Regions from separate parts of the Mus musculus genome. Here region 2 is linked to region 1. The links are chromatin loops, found by intact Hi-C in ENCODE. Cell type or tissue: left cerebral cortex. All regions are shown on one strand. Each heading gives the region's core, and the rest is flanking DNA. Links, peaks and the distances in the headings are about the cores only.

What was found. A loop is a pair of places that touch in the nucleus more often than their neighbours do. Peaks named below come from ENCODE experiments on the same cell type or tissue, not always from the same donor. Only the 100,000 strongest peaks of a DNase experiment are listed, where the experiment ranks them.
Region 2: it touches region 1 in a loop (2.8-fold over the local background); 8 of 42 quality-filtered maps call a loop at or near these places.

What each region holds. Positions count from the first base shown.
Region 1 is chr10:62,641,506-62,656,884 of GRCm38, reverse strand. It overlaps Ddx50 (DExD box helicase 50), which reads left to right and starts at 5,667. Exons shown (of 15, transcript NM_053183.3): 1 at 5,667-5,860; 2 at 9,684-9,971; 3 at 13,513-13,588; 4 at 13,931-14,109. The coding sequence starts at 5,774. In left cerebral cortex, for the core only: no CTCF peak of the experiment used is centred there; a DNase peak (open chromatin) is centred at 5,512; H3K4me3 peaks cover 3,221 bases; H3K27ac peaks cover 1,247 bases.
Region 2 is chr10:62,728,153-62,743,531 of GRCm38, reverse strand. No RefSeq gene overlaps it. Among named protein-coding and RNA genes, the nearest start is that of Stox1, 9.7 kb to the right of the region's middle. In left cerebral cortex, for the core only: no CTCF peak of the experiment used is centred there; a DNase peak (open chromatin) is centred at 3,377; H3K27ac peaks cover 290 bases.

The sequences.
Region 1 (15,379 bases), core at 5,001-13,000:
TTGGGTTACATGAGGTTCTGTCTCAGAGGGAGGAAGGAGGGAAATGTTATCAAAGTGTCCAGGGTTCCCTTGGGCTTTGGCTCTGGGCTTTGGCCCTGGCGCTGCAATTATCTCTCGACTCTCCATTTTTACTCTTTTTTTTTTTTTTTTCCTTTTGGTTTTTCGAGACAGGGTTTCTCTGTATAGCCCTGGCTCTCCTGGAACTCACTCTGTAGACCAGGCTGGCCTCGAACTCAGAAATCTGCCTGCCTCTGCCTCCCGAGTGCTGGGATTAAAGGCTTGCGCCACCACTGCCCTCAACTCTCCATTTTTCTTGGTGTCGGTGACAAATGTCTCGCTGTAAAAATAAATGGCATCTTTAATGCCATTGAGACACACTAAATAGATCTGTAAGCAAGTAATACATATGTTAAAACAATTTACTTTTCCCATTGCCAATTTATTTGTGATGGTAGGTGAGAGAAACTTGAAAAATATCATGTGATTACCACCCAAACTCACACCTACTAAGCTATCATCGCATATTTCACCAAGAAAATTCATTTTGAAAAGTTCTTAAATGCATCAGATCTGTCACCAAGACTGAATTTCACAAAGACCAATGGAGTCACCCCGATTTTTTTTTTTTAAGTGTTGATGTTGGCTTCATTGACATCATTTGCTTTTGGGAGGTAAGATGGCTAATTTGAGGCCAGATGTGGAAAGGGTTTCATGATTTTTTTTGACATTAAGTGGTTTATAGTGTCAAAAATAAGGAGCCAGTGAAATGGCTCAGTGGCTAAAGGCACTTATTGACAAGCCTGGCGACCCGTGTTCGATCCCTGGGATCTACACAAGAAAGAACCAACTCCCTAATACTGACCACACAAACACAGCACTAAACACAGTATCAAATGCCTCATTTGTTTCTGACTGTCTTTTTACTTTTATAGTAACATATCTTTTATAATAATCAGTGGGTTAAGTAAGGCCTCTCTAAGCCTGATGACTTGAGCTCAATCCCCGGGACTCATGGTAGACTAAGGAAAGAATTTACTGAGTGTTGTCCTCTGATCTCTACACATAATGAATGCTAACCGCAATAAAGATAATTTTTTTAAAAAGAAAAATGTTTTATTTTCCTTCCGTATTTATTAGTGTTTTTGTTATTTATTATCTTTATTGTGATTGTATTCAGACCCACTGGATGTTTTTAAGACTCTGAATGGGTCACTGGGTTTCTTCATGTACACACTGGCAGGTGCACAGAGACTTCCAGCACACATACGCATTTGTAAAAGTTTTTTTTTTGTAGATTTGAAATGTCTGTTTTGCCCACACTTAATTGTGTGCCATGTGCCTGCCTGGCATCCTCAGAGGTCAGGAGAGGCCATAAAACCTGGGACTGGATGGCGCTAAAGACCATTGTGAGTTCACATGCGAGTGCTGGGAATTGAACTGTGGTCCTCCTCGAGAACAGGTACCCTTAACAGCCAAGCCATCTCTCCAGCACCACCCCTTGTATTCATTTTCAATCAAGTTTATTGGTAATAATTGACATCACACCAGCTCGGTAATAAGAGTCCTATGTAGGTGTGCTGTTAAACTACATATGTTCTTAGACTACAAACCTATTGCTGCATATACTTTAGGCAAACGAGATATTGAAAATGTCAGCTCTGGTTTGGAAAACAATGGGAAGAGCCTGTTGCTGTGTTTTTGAGAACTCGTCTGAAGCTACAGGAAACAGGAAAGTGAGTGTTGCCTTCCGGGGTTGAGGAAGGTATAAAGCAAGAATGGGGGCACCAGGGACTGTCCTTTGGCCTCTCTTGAAGCCTTACCATATTCTTAGCTGTTTTCCCTGCATAGTGCTGGGTGATGATGCATGCCCCCTTCTGGGGTAGCTCATGTTGACCCTCATTTCCACAGCCCAATTCAAAACACAAGCAAAAAGCAGCGCTGGGGGAAAAAACCTCAATGATTAAAAACTTGTACTGTACTTGCTGAGGACCACAGTGTGATTTCCCTGGGAGGAGGAGGGTGTGGAGGGGGAGATCTGATGGCCTCTTCTTGCTGCCACAGTGCCCCCCTGACCCACATATACACATGAGTAAAAACATTTCATTTTTTAAAACACACACAACTATTTACTGAGACATGGTGGAGCCAGGCATGGTGGCACACAAATTTAATCCCAACAGAGAAGGCAGAGGCAGGCAGGTAGGGTTTAAGGCAAGTGTCAGCTACATAGTGGCCAACCATGTCTGGAAAAGCCAAGAACCCCAGCAGCACTCTTGAGATCAGTGTGAGTGCCACTGGACCTCACTGCTCTAGTGATGTTGTATTCGCTAATCCAGTTTCCTGCTTATTGCTCCTGCTTGGCTAACAACAGTTCTGAAAGGTAAAGTGGCTATGGTCACATGGTCTCTTGTTCTGTTTGCTTCGGCACCCTCAACCCACAATCTCTTTCCCTAGTCTCCATCAATTTATAACTGCCCCTATTTTTCCTATATCATCTGAAATCCTTCATGTTCTTTTGTTGTAAAAGTTTCACATTTGCCTTTCAAAGTGCATCTTGACGGCTCTTTGCCTTCTACTTTCTAATTACAGGCTGAGAAAATGAACGATTTTGGAAATAACCAGAGAGGCAAGTTTAGAAATAGTACCTTGTTTTTAATATCTTTTTTTCTTTTTTTTGGGGGGGGGGTGTTTGAGACAGGGTTTCTCTGTGTAGCCCTGGCTGTCCTGGAACTCACTCTTGTAGACCAGGCTGGCCTCGAACTCAGAAATCTGCCTGCCTCTGCCTCCCAAGTGCTGGGGTTAAAGGCGTGCGCCACCACTGCCTGGCTGGCAAGGGGGATTTTAAACATAGAACCTTTGTTTAAGAGAATACCAGGAAAAAGAATACACCACCTAACTTTTCAGGGTATTATCAGGAACTCTTTTAAGATATTTGGAAAATAGGGTTGGTAAGATAGCTACACTGGTAAAGGCTTCTACCACTGAGCCTGAACATGACTTTGATCCTCAGGAAACACATTGTGGAAAGAGAACTTCTACTAACAAAATACTGTCAAACAAACATAAAACTAGACGTTGTGGCTCTTGCCTTAACTTCTCTCCTAGCACCAGGGTGGCAGACACACAGCTCTGTGAGTTGGAAGCCAGTTGGCTTCTACATAGCAAGTTCCAGGTCAGCTAGGGCTAAGATGGTAAAACTCTAAACTAAGTAAATATTTGGGAAAGAAAGATGTTCTGATTGTTGTATTTGAAACTAGGCACCATGGTCTGTGCTTGTAGTTACAGGTACTAGGGAGGCTGGAGCAGGGTGTTCACTTGATCCCATGAATTGGTGATTATATTGGCGATTATATTGGCGATTATATTTTGAATCAATGTCCATGATGGTGGCCAACTGGACCTGATCTAGAATCATCTGAGAAGAAAGCCTCTGGCAGTCTGTGAGGGAGCACCTTTATCTGGTTAATTCAAGTGGGAAGACCAACCCCAACCGCCAGACTAAATAAAAGAGGGTAGGTGAGCACCATTGTTCATTTTTCTTTTTCTAGCAGATGAAATATGACCAGCTGCCTTGTACGCCTATTGCCACATCTTGCCTACCCCGATGGACTCTAGCCTCCAGCTATAAGCCAAAATGACCCAAAATAAAACGCTTAAGTCTCTTCTCAGGTATTTTGTCCCAGCAGTGAGAAAAATAAATGATATGTTGTTTTAATTCCCCTTGGTTCCAAATCTCACGATCAGACATAAATCTTTTGAGTTTTAAATTAAAATTATAGTTCCTGTTCCCATGTTTCCTGATCAATTAAGCTAATATCGACCAAGTCCTTCACTCCTTGGGCAAGTTACTCATGTGTAGATCTCCAATCTCCTTCCCCACTTGATAAGAGAATTAGTTCAGGCCATTAGGACTTAGAAAGGCCACATTTGTTGGCGCCGAAGGTGTCACAATTTGGGAAGCAGTCACTTGAATGACTAATAGAATCTAGTCCTTTTCAGGTTTGCTGTGAGGTTTGGTATGAGAAAAAAAATGCCAAAAATAGGATCCTAAGAAGGTAAAAATGCACTTCATTTGAGTGATTTTCAGCCACAAGACAGCATCTGCTCCCTTTATACCCATGTGTGTGGCATTCTTCACCTTATTAACTGTTCCTATGCATAGCATATTCCGTTGTAGGGGCATAGTGTATTGCTGTAGAACTGGGTGTAGCTAAGAGGAAAAAGAATTTAGAAAAGCTATTGAGATTTAGATTTGTAAAGATTTAGATGTAGAGACCCATAACTATTCATCCAACTTGTGGGAAAAGCCTTTTTCACCATCATTCCTTGAACACACCTGGTGTTATAAAACTGAATCCATAAGACTACATTCAGACAAAGTCATTGATGTTAAGCCAGTCCTTATTTTCATAGAATTCTGGAAGCTATCACAAATTTAAAATATTGTGGTCCCGGTTATTTAAGTCTAATCATAGAACTCAGGACGTGTAGCTGTAATTTTTTTAAGGCCTGTGTTTGAGGCTCAGATTACAAGACTGCTACACTAGACATTATGTAGTTTGCAAGAATGCCCTGTACCTACATCTAGGTTTGGTGTCATCTTCCCTCAGGAATGTAATAGCTGATTGACTGAATAAAGAGAACATGATAAACAAGGTTTGAGGACTGGGATTGTTGTTCAATTGGTAGTAGGCTTGCCTGGTCTGTGAGGTACAGGGGATCGAGCCCAATCTTTGTGAATATACATAAAGACCAAGAAGTCAATTCGCTGACACTGATATCTTTCATATAAATTTGTACCTCAGAGGCAGTTAATCCTGAACCTTAAGATTAAATGTACGTATTACAAGCAGGTCATCTGTCAGACACATTGGACTTGCTTTTCTTATCCTTTAGATTTTTCCCTATTCTGTTTCATAGGAGCGAGCATTCGCCTTGCAACTCTGGGAAATTACAGCTGTGAGAGCGCTGTGCCCATCGCGGATTCCGATCACTTTTCAAGTCTTACAAGCGCTACTGAGTTTGGACAAATAAATTCGCTTCTCGGGTGGGTTTGGTTTCTTCTGGGATACGTGAGAACTAAAAGTGAAGCCATAACTTAACGCCTGCATAAGGAGCTAATATCCTTGAGGCGGCCCCTCGGCTTCAGACCCCTGCAGATTCTGCTGACCCCGGGAAGCCTCGACGTCAATGCCCAGGTACCGTTACAGGCTAACGCTCCACCCACTGCGGGGGGCGGGGCGGGGCGGGGGCGGGGCGGAGGGCTGCAGTTTCCGGCGGCGAATGGCTGTACGGCGCGTGGCGCTCCCGCCGGCCTCAGCTCGTGCTTGCCCACGAGCCGCTGCGTCGCGCGTCAGCCCCTCGCTCCCCGCCGCCTGCGAGGGGGCTGCGCGAGCGTTGCAGGGCATGCTGGGAAGGGAGGCGTTCCGAGCGGGGGGAGGGGAACACTTGGAATTCTGCGTGCCGCGCCAGGGGAGGCGAGCGTCCTTCCTGGAGATTGGCCCGTGCTCTGGAGAAGCCTGTCACTTCAGACCGTGGGCGGGCCCATCGGGGCCACTCAGGTTTTCATTGGCCGAGGGAGGCTGCGACTCTCTGGGAGAGTTTCCTCCTGTAGAGTTCCGGCTTGCTTTGCTCCCGCCGCGAGGTGCGTGGCCCGGAAGTGACGCACGGTCCTGGCCGGCGGGGCCGCCCAGCCCCCGCTTCCTTTCACGCTCTCGGTGGCCGTAGGTGGTCGCGGCCACCGCAGCCGGGCGGGAGGTTGCGACGGCCAGTAATGCCCGGGAAACTCCTCTGGGGAGACATAATGGAGCTCGAGGCACCCTTGGAAGAGTCCGAGAGCCAGAGGAAGGAGCGGCAAAAGGTGTGCTGCGGCTGGGCCGCGCCTCCCTCGGGCTGCGCTGGCCTGGGCGGGGAGGGGAGCTGTCTAGGAAGGGGAAAGACCTGTCAGGACCGGGGGCGAGTTTCCGAGGGACAGCTTCCCCTTCGCCGAGCTCAGCCCTCCGAGGTCCCAGGGACCATTCCCCATCGCCGCACTCCCGGACCTGGAGGAGAACGGCCCGGCTTCCGTGGTACTTCAGCCCCACGTCGGCCTCTGCGCCCGGATCTCTCCCGAGAGATGGGCAGACTTGAGCTCCCATCGCCGTGGAATCTGCTCGTGTTCCCTTTCTTAGGCGGCGAGTCCCTTCATTTGGTTTTCCGGGGCCTTCGAAGAGTTGAGACAGAGATGATGATGGCTTTGCCTATGTGTTGCCTCCCGGTCGCGGTGTCGTGTCTGCAGCAGTCTCGGGAAAAGCTATCCTAGGGGGTTACAATCCTCCATGATTGGGTAATAGAGGCTTAAGGAACAGTGTCAAAGCCAGGCTTGCCAGGGGTTGGCTGTGATGGAGTTCGTGGGGGTTGTATTACGAATAGCCCTTACTGTCAGTATTTTCAATCCACTGTGGTTTTTATTGAGGCTAATCGTGCCAGACTCTTAGCTGAGGACCGAGGAGATAAAACTAATTAAGTATGCAGAATAGTCCCTGCCCACCAGGAGCCTGTAGAGGTTCTATCCCCACCTCCGTCCAAGACATTAAGAAAGAAAGAAAGAAAGAAAGAAAGAAAGAAAGAAAGAAAGAACCCGAAAAATAGAGGATCTTATGGTGTTAAGAAAAAATGCAGAGGTAAAATTTTTACTGGAGACATTTGACCTGGAGAAAGAAAGCTGAATGAGGATGAAAATGACTGTGGGAAAGATGACACTTGATAAAATATTTACTCTGTAGAGTGCTAGAGATGAGGAAACACCCCCTAGGACCTACCACGAAGGTAAATTTTAAATTCTAGCCACCCTTTTATGTCACCTTCCCAGTGGGCATTGAAGTGAGGCCACCACTATGCCCGACAAATGCCCAGCGTTGAGCTCTATTCCCAACTCTCGTTTTTCTGTTTTTGTAGAACGTACTAAATTTGGAATTTACATTTGAGAGTTCCATTTTTCAGTGCTGGGGTTTAAATTCGACCATGGCTCAAGGTTTATTTTTTTTATACCATTTTAAGCGTGTGACTTGATGTCATTATAATAGAATTGTGCTGTCACGACCACCGTGATCTCTAGAACCTTTTCATCTTCCCAAGCCAAAGCTCTTTGCCCCTTTGAATTTTACTACTGTAGGCTTCTAGGGTAGACTATAAATGTAACCTCAAGCCGTTATTTTAGTTTTATATTTAATTTAGTTTGTCTTGAATAACCTTGCATACCTAAATCCTGCTTCTGACATGGTCTAGGTAATGTTTCTTTCTAACCATACTTGTATAGTATGAGATAAAAACATTACCTCATTTGCCTTCGAAGGCTTGTTCTACTGTTATCTTGTGATTGGCAGTTTTATGTGCTCCTTGTAAAGTTAGCTTATATATATATATATATATATATATATATATATATATATATATATATATATATATATATAAAATCTTGAAATAGTTTCCAAAGATTCTTGAGGAAAGTTATTATATCTTTGTGCATCCTTACATTTCACTATGTTTTTATATATTGGTAGCTTTCATATTGTAAATTCTCCAGAAATAATATACTTATTGATTGCCCTTCATGAAAAAGAAGTAGACATTTGGAAATGGAATGGAATACCAAATAGCAGAAATAGAATATTAGGCTAAGTCTGGCATTCAATGAAAATAATTCTAGTTTGGATATATTGAGATAGGGAATTTGTGTTCTTAGAAAAGGAATGAAAGTAGCCAAGAGAGTCTGGAAGTGTGTGTTGACACAGACTTGAGCTTCCACGGAAGGGTAAGGAGAAGGAAACACTAAAGAAGGTTGAGAGCTAAGAGATAAGGAGATGAACAGAGCTCAGCAAACAGGAGGCTGTTGGGCTTGAGCTCCAGAGGGAGTAATGTTAGTACTTAGCACTCTAGGATGTTACAGGGTTTGGACATAGACGTGTTACACTGACATGCTTGCTCTATCTTCTCCCTAAAGTGCAGGGCCCTGAAGCAATCCAAACTGCATGCCTGACTGTGAGCTTGTTTTTCTATAGGACTTACTACTTTAGAGAGCTGTGGGCTGGCGCAGTTAAGATCAAATGATGTAGAACATTTTAAAAGGCATTTTTACATATTACTCAGCTTTTTCAACTATTTATGAATGAAAATTTATGCTAAAGCACTTCAAAAATTATATTAGCATTGTGAAAGTTTGGTGCTTGTAGTTTTTAGTGAAATGAAGTACTGCTATACAATTTACTAGATTCCACTGAGGTAAATGAGTTATTTATTTCACTAAGTGATTCTAAAGGACCAAGTTTTCAAATAATTTCTTGTGGTCAATAAATAAATAAAAAAAAGAACTTGCCTTCAGTTTGGTATTTTAAAAACTAAAAAAAAAAAAATATCTTTTTAGTGTGTATGGGTTTTATGCCTGTGTGTATGTCTGTGTACTATGTGTAGACCTGTCCTGAGGCCACAGAAAGCTGTCCTATCCCCTGGAGCTACCATGTGGGTGCTGGGTTTGAACCTGAGTATTTTGGAAGAGGAGCCAGTGCTCTTAACCACTGGGCCATCTTTACAGTCTTAGTTTTGCATTTTAAAATTGAAGTTACAAAAGAGTGCCTTGGTGTTTGACTTTTTATTGTTCTGTTAAACCAGTCTTAGTTTTCAGTGTTATAGTCCTTCATGGAAGTGTAACAGTTGGTTTATATAAATGACATTTGATTTTCTTTATCAGTTGTTCTCAAGGAGAGCTGCATCTACTAACTAGTACATGCCTGTAACCCATGCACTTGGAGGTGGAGGCAGGCAGGTCAGGTGTTCCAGGTCACTCTGTGCTACACGAGCCCGTCTCGAAACAGAACAAATAATTGAAGGAGGACACGTGCTGTGAGAAGAACATAGACTTTGAGGTCAGACAGGGCTGCATTCCATCCCTTCCACTTCCACCTGCAGAAGAGCCTTTAGGACCAGTTCTCTTTCTGCATCTTAAAGTGGCAAAGATTACAGGTTCACCATCCCTTATCCAAAATCATTGGAGCTAGATGGTTTTAAAATTCTCATAAGCTGGAAATGGTTAGAAGGGTTGGGGACCTGCAGCTTTATTGTTAAATATGGATGGTAATACTAAATGGGATAAATACAGACAGTAAGTTGCTTGACATTCGTTGTAGTTAAATTTTGCCATCAAGTGAATTCAGATCAGATAAGGTTCTGTCTCCATATAAGTTACAAAAACACTTTCGGTTTTCAGAGCTTTATGGATTTCGGAATTTCGGATAAGGGATTATGGACCTGTACTTCCCTGATAGGGTTGTTATGAAGATTAAAACAAGATAAGACGAAAACATTACACAATAATGGGTAGGTACTCAATACATTTTTTTTCCCTTTTGGAGATGTTAGAAGTTTTTATTTGTATTTTAATTTATAATTTCGAGGCTTTGTTCTTTTCCTGAGGAAGAACTATTTAACTGTCCTAAAACTCTTAGGATGGGATTAGAGATGTTCTATAGACTGAATCTTAAAACAGAAGCAGGTAAGATGCAGACTTCATCATTACTAACCAGCCTGGATTTCTTGCAGGTAGAGTGTTGAGTATAATTGTAGGTTGAGCTTAGCTGGTTGGGGAGTTATATTTGAGCGTCTTTGGGATCTTAGAAGGAGAGCTTGTCACTGTTTCTTTTTGTCTACAGAGTGATAGAAGGAAGTCAAGGCACCATTCTGAATCAGAGGAGAGAACAGAAACAAGAGAAAATGGTGTTACAGATGACCTGGATGCTCCCAAGCCCAAAAAAGCTAAAATGAGAGAAAAGCTAAATGGAGACACCAAAGAAGGACTTAGATTTTCAGATGAATTCTCCCCATCTCATAAGTCAAGAAGAAAAGACCTGCCAAATGGAGATGTGGATGAGTATGAGAAAAGGTCAAAGCGAGTGTCATCCTCAGAAAACTCTCACAAGTCAAGCGATAAAGCAGAGGAGGTACACAGCAGACTATTGCATGTGTTCTCTTTGAAATGTAGGCCCGCTTGACCTGTGAGGTTCATTAGGATTGATTCTGTGCTGTTCTCTGCTTCGTGGCAAGTGTTGCTATTTGAACCATAGAACCAGTATGGCTGAAACCCCAGCCTTTGGCTCTTGTTTCTCTCATTGTGCTGTCCTTAAAGTAAACATTTATTTTGTGTAGAGGTCAGAATATAGCTTGTGGGAGTCATTTTTCCTTCTGCTGTGTAGGTCCCAGGAATCAAACTCATGTTAAGTTTGGCAGCAGCTATCTTTCACTGAACCAACTTGCTGCTACCCCACCTCTTTATCTTTCTTGGGGTAGAATTTCACTGGATATTAAATTTTGGGAAGTATAGTAGACTCTACTTCAAGACCTACTTTTGATTATTCATTTGTTTGAGATGGGGGTCTCATAGTAGCCCAGACTTGTCTCAGGCTTGCCAGGTAGCTGAGGGTCTTTACCCTCCTAATGCTGACTTCCAAGTGCTGAGATTGCAGGTTCCTATCACCATGGTGAGTTTTTATTTTTTATTTTTGTTTTTGTTTTATTTCTGGAGATAGTGCCACCATGCCCAGTTGTGCTGGGTTTATATCTGCTGTATCTTTTAGAATAGTTACTTTCTTAAGTATATGAGTATTTTGTTTGCATGCATTGTGTACATTTTTGATGCCTACTGAGGCCAGTAGGAGGGTGTAAGAACTCCTGGAACTGGAGTTACAAATGGTTCTTATAGGCTCAAAGAAAGGATTCACCTGCCTCTGCCTCCTGGTGCCAAACCTGGCTAGCTCCTTATTTGTTTTTTTCTTTTTTGATATTTATTTATTTATTTATTTATTTATATGCTGGGAATTCAACTTATGCTTCCTGAGTGCTAGTATTAAAGACATGTACTATTGTTATTGTGCCTGGATTCTTTCCTTGATAAAAACATATACTCTTCAAATCTGATAATAGCTAGTAATTTAAGCCCTCATTAGGGATCAGACCTGGGATAGTCAGTGAGATCCATGGATGATTGTAGGCAGAGACTCTATGTATTGATACTTGTAAATTTATTTGCCAAGATGCACAAATGTTAGTTGAGTTTAGTAAGGGCCTACAAATCTGTTTGCTAGTAGAATGTATAGGTTTTTTGAAATTTGCTGAAGGCAGTGTAATATAATAACTGTTGGCTGTTGTTATTATTAGTGTGTGTGTGTGTGTGTGTGAGAGAGAGAGAGAGAGAGAGAGAGAAAGATTGAGAGAGAGAGAGAGAGAGAGAGATTGAGAGAGAACAAACTCGAGCGTGAGAGCATGCCACATGGGTGTGGGTGTCCAGGGAAGCCAGAAGAGGGTCTTGGATCCTTTGGAGCAATACCTGTAGTTACAGGTATTGGTGAGTACCTAACATGGGAACTTCAAATTAAACTCAGGTCCTCTGCCAGAGCAGAATTTGTTCTTAAATGCTGAGCTGTATTTCAAGCCTTAGTTATTTCGTTCTGATATATTAGATTTCAGGATTTTTTTGTTGTTGTTAAAGATTTATTTATTTATTTATTTATTACATGTAAGTACACTGGAGCTGACTTCAGACACTCCAGAAGAGGGAGTCAGATCTCATTACGGGTGGTTGTGAGCCACCATGTGGTTGCTGGGATTTGAACTCGAGACCTTCGGAAGAGCAGTCGGGTGCTCTTACCCGCTGCGCCATCTCACTAGCCCAGATTTCAGGAATTTTGCTTTTAGTAATTTATGCTAAGACTATGATTATGCTGTATACAAAGCTATATAAATTAAGTATAATATTGATCATTGCAAAAAGTCTAAATAGCCTAAAGTCTAATAATGAGAAGTTAGATAAATATGCTGTCTATGCAGTAGAACACAGCTATTCTGAGAGTGTATAAGAATGTTAGAAAGTGTATTTCACTAAACGAAATTATGAAACAATTTATGTAATATTTTTCCAATTTTTAAAAAGACGTTTTTAAAAATTTAAACATTTTAATTTTTAGGGACAGGGTTTCTCAGTGGCACAGTCCTGGCACTCATTTTTCAAACTGGATTAGCCTCAAACTCACAGAGATCCACCTGCCTCTGCCTCCCAAGTGCTGAGATTAAAGGTGTGCGCCGCTATGGTTGTCAGAAGACTTACTTTTAAAGATTTTCATGTGTGTGTGTCTTGCCTACCTGTATGTATGTATGTATGAATGTATGCCTTGTGCCTGAGGAGTCCAGAAGAGGGTCTTGGTTTATTACTTAGAGCATACTTTATTAGTTTCTATTGTCACAATCATGTAGATGGTATTTTTTTGTTGTAGTTATTTTCAGATTGAAACTTGAGGACAATTTTATTTTAGGAGCTTACGTATTTAAATTTAGCTTAGTCCATTACCCCTGTACAAATGGAGAATAGCTAAAGGTTCCAGAAATTCACATTATAGCCAGGTGTGGCAACATATGCCTTGAAACTCAGCACTAGAGAGGCAGAGGCAGATGGATCTCTGAGTTTGAAGCCAGCCTGGCCCTCTAGTGAGTTCCACACCAGCCAGGACTATGTAGAGAAATCCTGTCTCAAAGAACAACAACAAGACAGAATTAAAATTATACATACCATGTGTCTATGTATGTATATGTGTATGTGTGTGTGTATATGTAAACATATACACACACATATATATAGGCCAGTAATAGTATGTTATGTATCAATGTAGAAATAGCTTTTCCTGGTTCTGCAAAATCATCTGAATAAGATTGTAGAGACATCTAGCATATTCTGTCAAAAAATCAAAAAAGAAAAAAAAAAATAGCTTGCCAGGAGTGGTGATGTAATCCCAGCAACTAGGAGGCAGAAGAAGGTGAATCCTGAGTTTGAGGTCTGCCTGGTGTACAGAGTGAGTTCCAGGACAGCCAAGACTACACAGTGAAATCTTGTGGGGTTTGGGCGAGTTTGGGAGAGTAGAAAAATGGCTTTGTAGTTAGAGTACATGCTGCTTCTAGAGGACCCAGGTTTAGTTTTCAGCACACACACTGATACTCAAATTCTGTAAGTCTAGGGGACCTGATGCTCTTTCTGGCCACAAAGACACTAAAGGATGAATTTCTATTTTGAAGATATTTTATGGGACTGGGCATGGTAGTGTATGTCTTTAATTTTAACACTTGGAAGGCAGAGACAAGTGATCTCTAGAGTTTGAGGCCACCCTGGCAAATTCCAGAACAGCTAGGGCTACATAGCGATTGTGTGTGTGTGTGTGTGTGTGTGTGTGTGTGTGTGTGTGTGTGTGTATACATGAAAAAAATAAGTAAGTTTGCTACTTATATTTGCTACTACTATATTTAGTCATGTACAGATGTGATCACAGTACTCCAGAGGTGGAGGCAATCAGAATTAAGGACCATCCTTTGCTGCATAGCATATTTGAGAGTAGCCCAAGCTATGTGAGACACTATCTGAGAAGCCTCCTCTTTGCCCCTCAAAATGATTAAAAGGTAATGGAAACTCTATTATTTAGAATTTTGGTTTCATTTTGACAGACTCTAACACGTGAACAAAAGGAAGGAGCCTTCTCTAATTTCTCCATTTCTGAGGAGACCATAAAGCTTCTGAAAGGTACTGAGTTTCGTGTCTTGAAAATCTGCTGCTGACTTTATACAACTTTGATGCCTTTTCTGACAAAAAGGAGAATATAAAGATAAATATCACCCTCTTTTTAATTGCAGTTATTTCTACATCATTCTTTTCTTTATTCTGACTTGTTTTAACTAAAAGAGTTACATGTGTTTGTCAAATTAGACAATTTCACTCTAATTCTTGCTTGGGGTAGGAATAACTGTAAATGTTACTAAGTAGTGTGGCCATAGGCAGTCATGGAGGAATAAGGATTGTCATTTTCAAATGAATTTATTTTTTCCTAATGCTAGTCACAAATTTTAATGAAATCTCATTTTACAGGTCGAGGGGTAACATATCTCTTTCCTATTCAAGTTAAAACCTTTGGTCCTGTATATGAAGGAAAAGATTTAATTGCTCAAGCCCGGACAGGAACAGGAAAGACATTCTCTTTTGCCATACCCTTGATTGAAAGGCTCCAAAGAAATCAAGAAACAATTAAAAAAAGCCGCTCACCAAAGGTAACGGTTATTAAGGGAGTAAAAGCTCTTAACATTAATGGAAAGGGATAGGAACAATAGTAGTCTTTGGGTTTGGTTTTTTTTGTTTGTTTGTTTTTGTTTTTTGTTTTTTTTCTTGGTGCTGGGATCAAACCCAGGGCCTTGTGCATGCTAAGCTCATGCTCTCCCACTGAGCTGGACCCTGGACCCTGAAAGAATAACACTAGACTCAAAGTCAGGTATATCCCGCCCCTTATGGAGTCAGTGCCCCTTTTTCATAAAGTTAAATTTTGATTCCTAAAGTAAGAGATTGTTTTTCAGATAGGGAAATTTTAATCAATCAAAGTCAAAGATTAGATAATGAGCACAAATTTAATATCTCTGGATGTTTAGATGTTTTCCATAACTTTGTATTATAAAGTCAGTTTACCTTATAGGTATATTTAGTATACTTAGTGACTTTTCTCTTCATCCTTGACCTTTCCTTTTAAATAATGAATTTTCTAATAAGGTATTCCCCTTGCAATTCAGTAAATATTTAGTATTATTTCACGGGTTGACTTTTTATGAAGATTATTATATCAGTGATATACTGTTATTTGGTACTAGAAATATGTCTTAACTTACAAATAGTAAAAATCAACTATTAGTTGAGGGAATTAGTAAAATTCTAGTCTAAAATTTGACATTTTTAGAACCTGTGTGCACTTTTAAGGTTTGTAACAGTGAAGAAGAAAAGTCATCATATTGATTGGAACAGGTATGTTTGTGCTTTTAAATATTCCTAATGTTACACTATAAAAGCAGATTTACATGTATATGAGTAGAATGATGACATAATGACTTAGGATCAACTATCTCTTATGTTGGCTGTATTGGTTTACAGGATAAATCATTTTTCTTTGTTGAAATTTCCAGGTAATGCAGTAGTAATCTTTACACAGTTGCAAGTAATGCAGATAGGAAATAGTTGCCCCTGCCTTAGTCTGTCGGAAGCTGCTTCTGAGATAATAGCCATTGATCAGTTCCAGCTATTGGTTCTTGGGCAAGGCTTACAACCTCACTGTGACTCAAGTTCCCTGTCTGTGATGAAATTGGGATACTAGTGTAACCTCATCTGTGTTTCATGACAAAATTCACTAATTCACTGATCAAATTACTACTTCATATAGAGCAAAAGCACTCAGTGTATGAACCATCTTTACCTTGACAAATATGTTTTGAGTATTTGTTCTGTACCAGCTACTTCTTAAAGTCCAAAGAATACAGTGACTCGCCTCTCAGAAACTTA
Region 2 (15,379 bases), core at 91-8,090, 92 kb before region 1:
CCCCGTTTCAGAAACACAAGGACATTAAAAGTATATTGAAGGATGGACTTTGAAATGACTCAAGAAGGCTTAGATGCCTGTTGCCAGAGCTGGCAACCTGACATCTACCTATAGAGTGAGACTGTGTCTGGGAGAAAGGCACTGGACATCTGGGAAATGACATGTGGTTAAGAGCCACCCATAACTCCAGTGGACTCTTCTGGCCTCCTTAAGCTTTTGTATACACATAGTGCAAAAGACAATCATGTAAGTAAAACACCCATACAGAAATAAATAGAAATCTCAATAAAAGAGGGAGATACTTGAGAGATGGCTTAGCAGCTAAGAGCATCTGCTGTTCTTGTGCAGACCTGGGTTCAATTCCCAGCACCCCCATCGTGGCCTATTATCATCCATAACTCTAGTTCTAGGGGCTCTGATGTCTTCTCCTGTTGTGGTGAAACACCATGACCAGAGCAACTCAGAAAGAAGGGTTATAGAGGGATCACCATCATGGCTGGGAAATGTGGCTATGGGCAGACATGGCAGCAGGAGCCCCTGAGAGCCACCACCCTGAGCTGCAAGCAGGAAACGGTGCACGCAGAGTGGTGCCAGTCTTTTGAAACCTTAAAGCTCACCCTTCAATGACATGCTTCCTTCAACAAAGCCACACCAGCCAGGAGTGGTGGCTCATGCCTTTAATCCCAGCACTCGGGAAACAGAGGCAGATAGATTTCTGAGTTCAAGGCCAGCCCAGCCTGGCCTACAAAGTGAGTTCCAGGACAGCCAGGGCTATACAGAAAAACCCTGTCTTGGGGAAAACAAAAAACAAACAAACAAAAAAAACACCAAGCCACACCAGCTGGTGTCCAAGTATTCAAATGCCTGAAATGTATGAGGCATCTCATTTCAACTACTGTACAAGTTGTTTCCCTTGTCTTATAGAGAGCCCACAGTTGGATGGGGAGAGGCATGGGGGCAGGCTTCTCAATACAGCCAGAGATAAAATACAGTAGCTCACAACTGTAATGCTACTATCCTGGAGGCTAAGAGAGTCACAAAGTTCAAGAGCAGCCTGGGTTTGAGACTAGAAGTGATACTGAACTTGGATGGATGGTCAGGCTTGACGACAACCCTTACCTCTGGCCCACCTTGCCCAGTCTTTTTTGTTTGTTTGAGACAGGATTTTGGGTAGCCCAGATTGGCCTTGAATTCCTAGTCTTCTGGTCAGTTTTCTATATGCTGACCCCTCATTAGCATGTATGTGTGGCAGTGGGGAAGCACTTTGGCACTTGGGTTCTGATGCAGTCTAGGAGAAGAACAACAGCCAGGCGGTGGTGGCACACGCCTTTGATCCCAGCACTCGGGAGGCAGAGGCAGGCGGATTTCTGAGTTTGAGGCCAGCCTGGTCTACAGAGTGAGTTCCAGGACTCAAAAACAAACAAACAAACAAACAAAAAACCAATTCATTTTGTTTGTTTTGATGCTCTCTGTCTTACATAATGGAGGGGTGGATTAAACTCAGGGATGAGTGCATACTAGGCAAACATCCCTAAAAATACTGTTAAGAACTGTTAATTGGGTGTGGTTGCTCAAGCCCGTGTTCCCAGCACTCAGGAGGCTGAGGCAGGGAGGATCAAGAGTTCCAAGAAGCCTGGACTATAGTGACAGACCTTCCCCAACCCCTGAGGGGAAAAAGTCACAAGGAGGGCATTTAGACATATAGATACACCTCTGTTTTTATTGTTGTTATTGTTTGGTTGGTTTGGTTTGGTTTGGTTTGGTTTTTTTGCACAGCCAGGACTATACAGAGAAACCCTGTCTCAAAAAACCAAAAAGGGGCGGGGGGGGGGCATCGTCTAAGTAAGTGATTTACTGTTCAAGCCCTCTTTTTTTTTTTTTTTTTAAAATTTATTTATTTCGACCAGGATAGACCAGGCTGAGTTCGAACTCAGAAATCTGCCTGCCTCTGCCTCCCGAGTGCTGGGACTAAAGGCGTGCGCCACCACGCCCGGCTTCCTTTTTTTTTTTTTTTTTTAATTTGTTATATGAGTACATTGTCTCTGCTTTCAGACACACCAGAGGAGAGTATCAGATACCATTACAAATGGTTATCAGCCACCATGTGGCTGCTGGGATTTGAACTCAGGACCTCTTAACCACAGAGCCCTCTCTCCAGCCCCATAAGTTCTCCTTATTCTCTTTAAAATACATGGTCTTTTCATTAATTGTTATATACACACATTCCTAAATAAATAAAGGCAACCTGCTAAATCTGTGTATAATGTTACTTATATGCATGTGTTTAGGACTGGCCATTTGAATATGAATATATATCTACATACATACATACACACATATAATTGGCTAATATGACCCTGCAAATGAGAACTTGTCCTGAAATACTATTTCGAGGGAAATACATTATTGGTTTATCTGAAGTCTGGAAACATGAATGGTCATGAACCTTTAACCCCACCACTCAGGAGACAAAGGCAGGTGGATCTCTGAGTAGGAGGACAGCATGGTCTACAGAGTGACTTTTCCAGGACAGTGAGGGCTACACAGAGAATCCCTGTCTTGAACATGATTATGTTCCCACAACCACCCAAAAATCAAAATATCATGAACCATGCAAACATTCATGTTTATTTTTTATTCTATTCATTCTGAGCAATGTTTATAATTATAAATTCACTTTGTATTCCAATATAACTTAAATTAGTCTGTTCAGTTTAAGGTCTTTTGTTTCTTTTGATTTCCACTCATTCTGGAAAAAAATGTTTTCAAGGAATTATAATTGACCATGTCTTAACTCTATTCACATGAAGGTAAGATAGAGCTGAATTTAGCATTTTCTGTGCGTTTTCCTCTTATTTTTCCAGACTGTTTTAAAGATAATCCTTAGATATATTTCTTTGCAGACACCAGGTAAATGGCACTCACATCACCTAATGCCTGTAACTGTAAATGCAGCCCTTTGTTGAGCCTGGCCAGCTTCCCACTCCTGCTATTAGATCTTGTGTCTCTGAACACTAGCTGTTGTTGGCCTTTGTGTTTCATCAGGAAAAGGACAGAATCTACTAACATGAGATTAATATTTAATAGCTATTTGTTTCTTAGATGCATAAAACAACTGTAAGCCAGGCTACATAAACATACACACAATAAAAATAAAACCCAGCACTTGCTGTTTCTAGCTATAACATAAATATTTAATTAAAGGAAAACCTACTTTGAACCATTCTTTCTTTACTGGAGACAAAAAACACTAGCCCAGGCCTCTCCTGTGCCATTTCCCTAAGCCATCTGTTACTTTATCCTGAGGCTTTCTACCAGTTTCAGTTCAGTATTCATTTGCTTGCCTGACATCAACGGTTTCCAGGAGATGAGTTGCTATTTCTGAACAAGAGCCAGCTGACCAGTCATCACTTGAAGAGCTTGAATGTGTGACACAATGAGCTTCCCCCTGTGCTAACACTAGCCCTCAGCACCCGACTTACTTCTGTTCCAAGGCTTGGTCAGCTTTATTCTCAATCGACTGGGACCCCAAGTGTCTTCAGATGATTGCATTCAGTGCAATTTCAACAGCACACCATTTCAGTCTGCATATTAACAAATAGTTGTAGACAGGGTCTCTGTAGCCCAAGTTGACCTCAAGCTTAACCTCTTGCCTCTAATCCTTGAATGCTGAGATTGTATTATAATATAATGAGATTGTATATATTGTGGCCCTGAAGGGCTGGAGAGTTGGCTCAGCAGTTAAGAGCAGGATGCTTTGGTTCCAGAGAGCCAGGTTTCATTCTCAGCACTTACATGGCCACACACTGTAAGACCCTAAGGTGCGACCTCCCCAAAACACAATTTGATGACAGATCACTGCAATGACAAGAGGTTTGTTGTTCTGATACGTGTGTGAGGTTGCTCAGCCTTGCAGGGAGAGTCAACCCCGGATTCAAAAAGCACAGCTCTTTTATACTCTTTTTATGGTGGGTTATTATGATTGGTCAGCCCTCCAGGTCCATCCATTTGCTTAGGAATTTCATAAATTCGTTGTTTTTAATAGCTGAGTAGTACTCCATTGTGTAAATGTACCACATTTTTTGTATCCATTCCTCTGTTGAGGAATCTGGGTTCTTTCCAGCTTCTGGCTATTATAAATAAGGCTGCTATGAACATAGTGGAGCATGTGTCCTTCTTACCAGTTCACATGGAATTCTATTGCTCAACAACAGAAGGGTTAAGCAATCTCCTCCTTCCTCTCCTCCTCACCTGAGGAAGACTGCATGGCTAGGAAGCACCTAAAGAAATGATCAGCATCCTTCATCATCAGGGAAATGCAAGTCAAAACAACCCTGAGATTCTACCTCACACCAATCAGAATGGCTAAGACAAAAACTCAGGTGACAGCAGATGCTGGCGAGGATGTGGAGAAAGAGGAACACTCCTTCATTGTTGGTGGGATTGCAAGCTTGTACAACCATTCTGGAAATCAGTTTGGCGGTTCCTCAGAAAATTGGACATAGTTCTACAAGAGGATCCTGCAATACCTCTCCTGGGCATATATCCAGAAGATGCCCCAACCGGTAAGAAGGACACATGCTCCACTATGTTCATAGCAGCCTTATTTATAATAGCCAGAAGCTGGAAAGAACCCAGATGCCCCTCAACAGAGGAATGGATACAAAAAATGTGGTACATTTACACAATGGAGTACTACTCAGCTATTAAAAACAACGAATTTATGAAATTCCTAGGCAAATGGATGGACCTGGAGGGCATCATCCTGAGTGAGGTAACCCAATCACAAAAGAACTCACACAATATGTACTCACTGATAAGTGGATATTAGCCCAGAAACTTAGAATACCCAAGATATAAGATACAATTTGCAAAACACATGAAACTCAAGAACGAAAGTGTGGACACTAAACCCCCAGTTTTTATTAGACCCTTTTCATCCTATTAAAATAATGTGCATGTGGAATTACTTCCAGTACATTTTCATACACTCTAACATGAAATTAGGCTGCTTACAAATGCCATCTCCCACCTCAAAAGAAAACTATAAGAAGTATTGTTTGGGGCTTCACTGTCCCATGGATGTAGGTCCCTGACTAAGGTTCATATGGAGAGCCCCCAGTTACTGGTGCTCTTGAGTCCCCGAGAGGCTGAAAGCTCCACATGGTAGCTCAGCTGTAGGCATATGTGGGGACTCTGAGAGTAAACCTTATCTATTACTACCTTTTTTTTTTTTTTGAGACAGGGTTTCTCATTGTAGCCCTGGCTGTCCTGGAACTCACTCTGTAGACCAGGCTGGCCTCGAACTCAGAAATCCGCCTGCCTCTGCTTCCCGAGTGCTGGGATTAAAGGCATGCACCACCACTGCCTGGCCAGACCTAACTCTTCTGTAAAGCATTGACTGAAATAGCCCTAATTAGTCCCAGACCAGGGTTTCGGAACCAATTTGATCCAGGCATCCTGCCTCATACTTCTGTCCTTTATTCTTTTATTCAAGGAACCATTTTATTTGGGACAGTACTATGTGGGAATTCTAGGGAATGAGGAGATGACTAAAGGGTCACAGGCTCCTATTCTAAGTTTAAAGAAGTTGGAGTTGGTAGTATGCAGTTGTAACCCCGAAACTCTGGAGGGTGAAGCCACCGTGTATTTAAGGCCAACCTGGGCTTCATAGCGAGACAAGAATTAACTAAGTGAGAAGGGAGCTTAGGAGTGCACATGTGCTTGCCAACCGAGTAGCTTATGGGTCCAGGACAGAGTCTCTTAAGATTCTTCTATCCTGTACCTCAGTGAGAATCAGGAAAGAGAAGGCACTCCCTCCGGGGCATGAGGCTTCCCTGGAAACCACTGGAAACATTCCTTTGAGATCTGGGCTCTTTCTGTAGGGAGTTGCAGGTCAACATAGGGATGTGTGGCCCAACTTTGCACCCTCTGCTGTAGAAGCCTGGAGAAAAAACATGCTCTTTCAAGTTCTTAAGTGCTCTCTCCCTCCCTCCCTTCCTCACTCCTCCCCACAGCCTGTATGTGAAGGGTTAATCTGCTTTTTTTTTTTTTTTTTTTTTTTTCTGTCTCTCACAAAAGAGTTTTGATTACTTCTCAGCTTCCAGGTCCCTGGATAGGCTGCTATCCCAGCTTTTCTTCAGGCTCTGAAACTTGCCCTCTGACCCTAATTTTAGTGGTGATGTGGAGGGGTGGTTTTCACCCGCAGTTAGAGAGTTAGCTTTCATAGCTCCTCAGGCAGGAAGGCCAGCTGTGTCACCCAGGCTTGTTCTGCAGGGAGTCAGAGTCCATCCCAGTGTGCCCCTGCAGGCAGTGGCAGTCTGATGCCCCTCGAATCACCTCCCACTGACAATCTGTCCCAGTCCCTTCAGCCTCTGCTCCCCACCCACCTCTCTGCCCTTTCTTCACCATAGTTGCTTGGCAAAACCTCATGTCTCCCTTTGAGGAAGTGAGAGTTCTTCTCAGGTTTGTTTTGTGATGAAAACTTGCTGTAAAACAACGTAATGAAGAGTGTAAGGGTGGGGGGAGCAGACACACACAAATACACACATACAGACAGACGCACACTCACACTTACACACACAGATCCACACATACATAGACACACACACTCTCATATACACTCACACAGACGCCCCAACACATACAGACAGACACACACAGATCCACACACACAGACACATACTCTCTCACACACACACTCACATACATCCACACACACAGATCCACACACACATTTGCACACTCTACACATACACACTCACACACATTCATATACACACTGACACACATTGACACACACTCACACTTATATACTTATACACAAACATACATACACACACATTTATTTCCAGGCAGTGGGGACACATGCCTTTAACTCCAGCAGAGACAGGCTGATCTCCATTAGTTCTACGGATTTCTTCATGAGGTCTACATAGTTCCAGGACAGCGAGGGCACAGAGAAACCTAGTCTCAACACAACAACAAAAGGTCCACTCACTTGGTAGAGGGCCTGGCGTGGCTCAGGCCTGAGCACTGTATAAATCCAGTCCTGAGGGAATCCCTGTCATCCAGCCCTCGAGAGCTGGAAACAGGGTCAGAAGCTCAGGGTCAGAAGCTCAGATACTGGGAGAGTTTCCTAGCCAACCTGGGCTGCAACCTGAGATCCCGTCTGTAGTGGCTATTCCTGGTTGTCAACTTGACAATATTTGGAATGAACTACAATCCGGAATTGGAAGGCTCACCAGTGACCCTTATCTGGAGGCTTGGAGATCCTTATCTGGATCTTGGTTTGAAGATCTTGAGCCATAGTGGCTATGGATTCCAGAAGATTGAATCTCCGAGTTAAGGAACACACCTTTAATCTGGGCTATGCCTTTCATCTGGGATTAAAGGTGTGGTGGAACACACCTTTAATCTGGGCTACACCTTTTGCTGGAGACAATATAAGGACATTGGAAGAAGGGAGTCTAGCTCTTGCTCCTGCTCCTTCGCCTGCTTGCTGCGTGAGACTGAGTAACTGCTAGATCCTTGGACTTCCATTCACAGCTGCGACTGAACAATTGTTGGGAATTGGGCTGCCGACTGTAAGTCATCAATAAATTCCTTTACTAACTAGAGACTATCTGTAAGTTCTGTGACTCTAGAGAACCCTGACTAATACAGAAGTTGGTACCAGGAGTGGTTCTAGAGTAACAGAAGTACAAGGATGAATCTTTTAAAATACTGGAATTGGCTTGTTGATCCACCAGCACTTTCAAATATTGAAACCTCTCCAGATTCTCTCCCTCCTGGGAGCTCAGAGAATTTTGAAGACCCATGGTTGAAACTATATTCCGAACTTAAAGAAGCTAATGCCCTTGATTTTCTTAATGAATTAGGTGATTCAGTGCACAAAGCTTTCTACAAGATGGGGAAAAAATCGAAAAATGATTTTACTGGCTGGCTGCTCTTAGTATCTGTGGAAAAAATGATGAATGAAAGGAAGGAGTTGTGTGATAAAATCGAAAGGCTCCAGACACAAGTAAACGATCTAAAAGTTGCTAAGTGTGTCCTTGAGGAGAATCTTCTCTCTTGTAGCAATAGAGCTCAAGTTGCAGAAAATCAAACAGAAACTCTCATTGTAAGGTTGGCTGAACTACAGAGAAAATTCAAGTCTCAGCCTCAGAGTGTGTCGACAGTTAAAGTAAGGGCTCTAATTGGCAAAGAATGGGATCCTACAACATGGGACGGGGATGTGTGGGAAGACCATGTTGAAGCTGAGAATTTTGAATCCTCAGATTCTCGAGGGTTTGCCCCACCTGAGGAAGTAGTACCCTCAGCCCCACCTCTTGAAATAATGCCTTCCCCACATGAGGAAATTAATTTTGCAGAGTCTGCTCACGGCCCACCAATAGTTTCTTCTAGACCTGTAACCAGACTCAAAGCAAAACAGGCTCCTAGAGGGGAGGTAGAAAGTATAGTCCATGAGGAAATTCGCTACACTACTAAGGAGCTTAATGAGTTTGCTAATTCATTCAAGCAGAAACCTGGTGAATATGTGTGGGAATGGATTTTAAGGGTGTGGGATAAGGGTGGAAGGAACATAAAACTAGAGCAGGCTGAGTTTATTGACATGGGTCCTCTGAGTAGAGATTCTAGGTTTAATACGGAAGCTCGCATGGTTAAAAAAGGTGTCAAAAGTTTGTTTGAATGGTTGGCTGAGGTGTTTATCAAAAGATGGAATGGCCTTTTGAAGACGCAGTTACAGCGCCAATTAGGTGGTAACAGCTTGGAAGGCTGGGGCAGAGTTCTTCAGAAGGCAGTATATGCTTTGAATCAGCGCTCGATATATGGTACAGTTTCACCCATAGCCAGGATTCATGGGTCCAGGAATCAAGGGGTGGAAAACGGAATAGTTCCACTTACTATCACTCCTAGTGACCCTCTAGGAAAATTTTTGCTTCCTGTCCCCATAACTCTAGGTTCTGCTGGCTTAGAAGTTTTGGCTCCAGAGAGGGGAGTGCTCCTACCAGGAGCTACAACAAACATTTCATTGAACTGGAAGCTCAGACTTCCCCCTGGTCATTTTGGGCTTCTAATGCCCTTAAACCAACAGGCTAAAAAAGGAATAACAGTGTTAGGAGGGGTGATAGATCCAGATTACCATGGGGAAATTGGATTACCTCTTCACAATGGTGGTAAGCAAGATTATGTCTGGAGTGCAGGAGATCCCTTAGGGCGTCTCTTAGTACTACCATGTCCTGTGATTAAAGTCAATGGGAAACTACAACAGCCTAATCCAAGCAGGATGACAAAGGACGCAGACCCATCAGGAATGAAGGTATGGGTCAATCCTCCAGGAAAAGAGCCAAGACCTGCTGAGGTGCTGGCTGAAGGTGAAGGAAATACAGAATGGGTAGTAGAGGAAGGTAGTTATAAATACCAATTAAGGCCACGTAACCAGTTGCAGAAACGAGGATTATAAAGTAATATGAATGCCCATTGTAAATTTACTAATGCGTTTGCGATTGTACGAGGGATAGTTATATCATGTTAGGCGTATTTACAACCTTGTTATTGTTTCATGTGAACATGAGATATTATTTGTGTCAAGTTGACAAGGGGTGGATTGTAGTGGCTATTCCTGGTTGTCAACTTGACAATATTTGGAATGAACTACAATCCGGAATTGGAAGGCTCACCAGTGACCCTTATCTGGAGGCTTGGAGATCCTTATCTGGATCTTGGTTTGAAGATCTTGAGCCATAGTGGCTATGGATTCCAGAAGATTGAATCTCCGAGTTAAGGAACACACCTTTAATCTGGGCTATGCCTTTCATCTGGGATTAAAGGTGTGGTGGAACACACCTTTAATCTGGGCTACACCTTTTGCTGGAGACAATATAAGGACATTGGAAGAAGGGAGTCTAGCTCTTGCTCCTGCTCCTTCGCCTGCTTGCTGCGTGAGACTGAGTAACTGCTAGATCCTTGGACTTCCATTCACAGCTGCGACTGAACAATTGTTGGGAATTGGGCTGCCGACTGTAAGTCATCAATAAATTCCTTTACTAACTAGAGACTATCTGTAAGTTCTGTGACTCTAGAGAACCCTGACTAATACACCGTCTTAAAACCAAAGCACTATGAGGCAGTGTTGGAGGCATGGTGGAGTTCCAGGATAGCCTCAGCCATCCAGGTAGACACTGTCACCCAAACCAAAACACCTAAAATAAATACATATTAGAAAAGAAAATGGCTTCTAAGTCTGCTCTAAGCATCACATGGTGTACTGGCTGGTTTTTTTGTGTCAACTTGACACAGGCTGAAGTTATCACAGAGAAAGGAGCTTCAGTTGGGGGAAGTGCCTCCTTGAGATCCAGCTGTAAGGCATTTTCTCAATTAGTGATCAAGGGGGAAAGGCCCCTTGTGGGTGGGACCATCTCTGGACTGGTAGTCTTGGTTCTATAAGAAAGTAAGCTGAGCAAGCCAGGGGAAGCAAGCCAGTAAGTAACATCCCTCCATGGCCTCTGCATCAGCTCCTGCTTCCTGACCTGCTTGAGTTCCAGTCCTGACTTCCTTGGTGATGAACAGCATGGAAGTGTAAGCTAAATAAACCCTTTCCTCCCCAACTTGCTTCATGGTCATGATGTTTGTGCAGGAATAGAAACCCTGACTAAGACAAATTGGTACCAGGAGTGGGGTATTCCTGTGACAACCTGGCCATGTTTTGGGGAGGACTGTGGAAGGACTTTGGAACTTTGGGCTTGAAGATCCATTCGGTGTTAAGAACTCTGTCAAATGTTGTGGTAGGAGCTTGGAAGATAGTGTTGAGAACAGTGCAGAAGATGGAGGTCTGGCTTGTGAAATTTCAGAGGGAAAATTAAAGACTCTTTTCAGGGCCATTGTTGTTTTGATTGTGAAGATTCTGTAGTTCTGGTTAGCTGGGGCTGAAGAATCAGCTGTGATTAACAAGATGCCAGACTACTAAAGCAAAAACTTTGCATTACTGGGGTTAGCTGGAGCTAAGAAATTAGCAGTGATTAAGAAGAGACCAGTATCATTGAGGTGACATCTTCTGGGAAATGTTTTCTAAAAGCACAGAGGCTGTGTTCCAGAGATAGATAGCCAAGGTTATACCTTGTGTTGTGGCTGGACTTGGTAATGTGTAAGAGTTACCCAGGTGGTACTGGTTTTGAAGGCATGAAGGGGTCATGCAGAGCAGCTGAGGTTCGGCACTGTAAGAGGCCATGGAAGGCCATAGGTGAAGGTGCAGCCTCAGTTGCAATTGATGGCCCAGGACTGAAGGGGTCATGCAGTGTTTCGGAGATGCCAGGACCATGAGATGTCCACCAAGAACAGCAGCAGCAGTGGACTACAGGCAGCTGGAGCATAGAAGACAACGTGTGTGCTACAAAGGGCATGGCTGGAGAAGTGACCCAAGCCCTTAGAGGAGCCCAGAAGACTGTGAGTTGGATCCCAGACATTGGACAGTTGGAGTTTAATTTTTGCTTTTGATTATGACTGTGCCCTGATATTTTTCCCTCTTGAAGGAAGAAAATATTTTAGTGGATCCCACAGTTAAGAGACTTTTAATTATAAAAAGACTTCGGATTTTTAAAAGATATTGGATATTTTTAAAGGATTGGACTTTTAATATGTAAAGACTGTGGGATGTTTAAAGTTATTTAGACCTTGGGGATGAATAAGAACTAAGGGTTGAGGCTTACTAGTGATGTGTTTGTGTGTCAAGTTGACAAGGGGTCAATTGTACTGGCTAATTTTGGGTGTCAACTTGACACAGCTGGCGTTATCACAGAGAAAGGAGCTTCAGTTGAGGAAATGCCTCCACAAGATCCAGCTGTAAGGCATTTTCTCAATTAGTGATCAAGGGGGAAAGGCCCCTTGTGGGTGGGACCATCTCTGGGCTGGTAGTCTTGGTTCTATAAGAAAGTAAGCTGAGCAAGCCAGGGGAAGCAAGCAAGTAAGTAACATCCCTCCATGGCCTCTGCATCAGCTCCTGCTTCCTGACCTGCTTGAGTTCCAGTCCTGACTTCCTTGGTGATGAACAGCAATGTGGAAATGTAAGCTGAATAAACCCTTTCCTCCACAACTTGCTTCTTGGTCATGATGTTTGTGCAGGAATAGAAACCCTGACTAAGACACATGGTCATGCCTACATTCTCAGCAGGTGGGCCTCCAGAAGAGCTCTGTTCCTAACACACTGAGTGGCTCTCCATACAACTGTAAGCACCTGCACTACACACACACACACACACACACACACACACACACACACTCATGAAAATAAAACCTTTACAAACTTTTAAAGTTATCCGTACAGATGTCATGCTCGAGTGAGTGGAGGGGCTGTCCCTTGAGGCTTGCCTTGGCCACTGACTATCGGGTAGCCAGGCAATGGAGTCCCCAACCCAAAGCACTCTTCTGGGTGGTGACAAGCAGACCACAAGAAGGCTAGCAAAACAGTAACGACCCCTACACAAAGTAACGACTAGGTCTGACTCAGGCTGAGTGAGTTGCCAGGCAAGGAGCCAGAGGCGGGGATGCATTGGGAGCTGCTGATTACAGTAACTGTGTCATACCCCCCAGCACACACGTGTTATAAAAGCGTTAACAATGTGCTTGAGAGCACATGAAACCTTCCCGATGTGTCAGGGATTTTTAGGAGCTGATAGAAGAGTGGAAAGGGGCCTGGAGAAATGGCCCGGGGGCTAGTGCTTGCTGTTCTTGCAGAGAACCCAGGCTGTTTCCAGCATCCACATGAGGCAGTTCTCCACGGTTGTAATTCCAGTGTCAGGGGATCCAGGGTCCTCTTTGGGGCTCCCTGGGCATCAGCGTGCACCACTGCACATACATGAATGGATGCAGGCACACGTAATACACATTAAAAACATAACCAAAAGTGGAGAGGTTTTCTAAGCAGAAGAACCTGTGTAGGGCTGGCGAGATGGCTCAGTGGTTAAGAGCATTGACTGCTCTTCGGAAGGTCCTGAGTTCAAATCCCAGCATCCACCGGTAATGAGGTCTGACACCCTCTTCTGGTGTGTCTGAAGACAGCAACAGTGTACTTATGTATAATAATAAATAAATCTTTGGTCCTGAACAAGCAGAGCCGGCTGGAGCAAGCAGAGGTCCTAAATACAATTTCCAACAACCACAGGAAAACTCACAACCATCTGTACAGCTACAGCGGACCCATATACATAAAATACATAAATCTTTAAAAAACAAAAAGCAAAACCTGTGTAAGCCGATGGGAGTATTTGTCCTCGGAACTGGGGATGCTGAGTGGCCAGAGCCCAGTGTCCTTGATGCCTTTTAGGAGGGGAAGGATGATGGGGTCACAATGTGAAGAACACCGAGTGTCCTCCTTCCAATGAGGCAGATGTGAGTATTCAAAACCAAGTCCATTCACGATAATGATTGCACAGCACGTACAGTTTTCTGGGTCAAACACCATCTAGCCCCAAGCTTTACCTGTCATACTTTAGAAATGGAATCTTGTTCAGGGCAGGGATGGGGTCACTCTCTGTTGTGCAAGACTCTTTGGGTAGGGGTTGGGGGTTACACAGTGCCTAGGAAGTGGGGAGGGAGAAAGAACCTGGTACTTTTCCTGCGACCTGATGCCATGTGGTACTGATGCTGGGGGCTCCTCCCCCATCTCTGTTAAACTCAAGCTCTAAGGCAGCAATGGTTTACAGTAGTCTGCAGTGACCCTTGTTGAATCGCCTCAGCCTCGGGGACCGGCTTGGGGAGGTGCAGTCGACTAGACTCAGGCAAGTGGCTGCTATGTAAGGCACGCATGCGCATGTATCACTCCTCAATTCAATTCAAGCCATTAGCCTCCCGTTCTCTCCTCTCTGGGATGAGATAGCTTCACCTTCTTCACTGGTCTGAACTCCCAAAGCTCTTGACACCGGTCCCCAGAATGACAGATGTTATTTTGTTTTCGTTTGAGAAAAGAGACCGGGTCTCACAGGGCTGAGTCTGCTGTGGCTGTGGCGCACACCTTTAATCCCAGCTCCCGGGAGACAGAGGCAGCAGATCTCGAGTTCGAGGCCAACCTGGTCTACAGAGTGAGTTTCAGGACAGCCAGGGCTACACAGAGAAACCCTGTCCCGAAAAAACAAAACCAAACAAAAACAAAAACAAACAAACAAACAAAAGCCACGGGGTCCCATGTAGTCCAGGTTGGCAGGCAAATGAGACACAGAGAGGCTCCCTTCCCTAGAATACTGCTGTTTGTGGAAGGAACCTGGAGAAGTTCCAGCCTTGAGTCTTAGTTTCCCCATAAAATGTATTTTCCATCTTCCAGGTTCTTCATTGTCGGCTAACCAGTTGAATAATTTTTCTTTGTTGTTGTTTGTTTTGTTTTGTTTTGCTTTTGTTGCTTTTTGAAACAATTTTTCATGCCTTCAAACTAACTTACCATGTAACCAAGGATGAACCTTGACTTTTGACCCCCTGACCTTCTTGTTTCTACCTCCTACTAGTTAGGATTCCAGGCCTGCTCACCTATACTGGTTTACACAGTAATGGAGCTTGCCCACAGGGTTTGTGGACAGGAGGCAGGCACACTACCATTTGAGCTGGATCTCCCCCCCACTTATCTCTTTTATATTTGCTTTTATTATTTTAATTATGTGTACGAATGCGTCTCTGTGTGTAGGTTGCGTGAGCACAGATAAATAGCAGGTGTTGGGAACACTTCATCACTGTCTATAATCTCTGTCCTCAGAGACAATCTGCCTAAACTTGTTGAGACTTTGTTTATCTGTGAGAGAGATGGTTGGATAATACTACTCCTATCAGAGGGTTAATTTTACAGAAAAAATTACATCGCTGGTTTTAAAGAAAAAATAACATGGTTCTAAGCACAAAGGAAACTGAACTCGAATTGGTCACCATCCTGATTACAGGGAAGAAACCTTAGGTGAGGTTGCGGTGTGGGGATTTCAAGCCCAGGAGAATCTTGGGCTGGGCATGGTGGCCTTTATTCTCAGCATTTAGGAGCAGGGACAGAGAGAGAAAGCCAGATCTCTATGAATTCCAAGCTAGCCTGGTCTATGTAGTGGCTTGCAGGCCAACCAAGGCTACATGGTGAAGACCTCTCCACACACACACTGAAAAGAAAATTCTAGTTTTCCAAGAATCAGTTACACAGGAGCAAGACTTGGGTCCAGCAGGCAAATGGCTTGATAAGAGTCAGAGGAGAAATTGTTCTGTGTGAGACAGCTCAGACTGGGAACTGGCATTTCTTCTCTCTGCAGGATCTATCCATCCACCTCAGAATTCAGATGGGGAACACTTAATGTCAACTTCAAATGTTTATTTGAATTGAAGGTTAAGTCATTTACCTACAGAAGCCTGACTCAGTAGT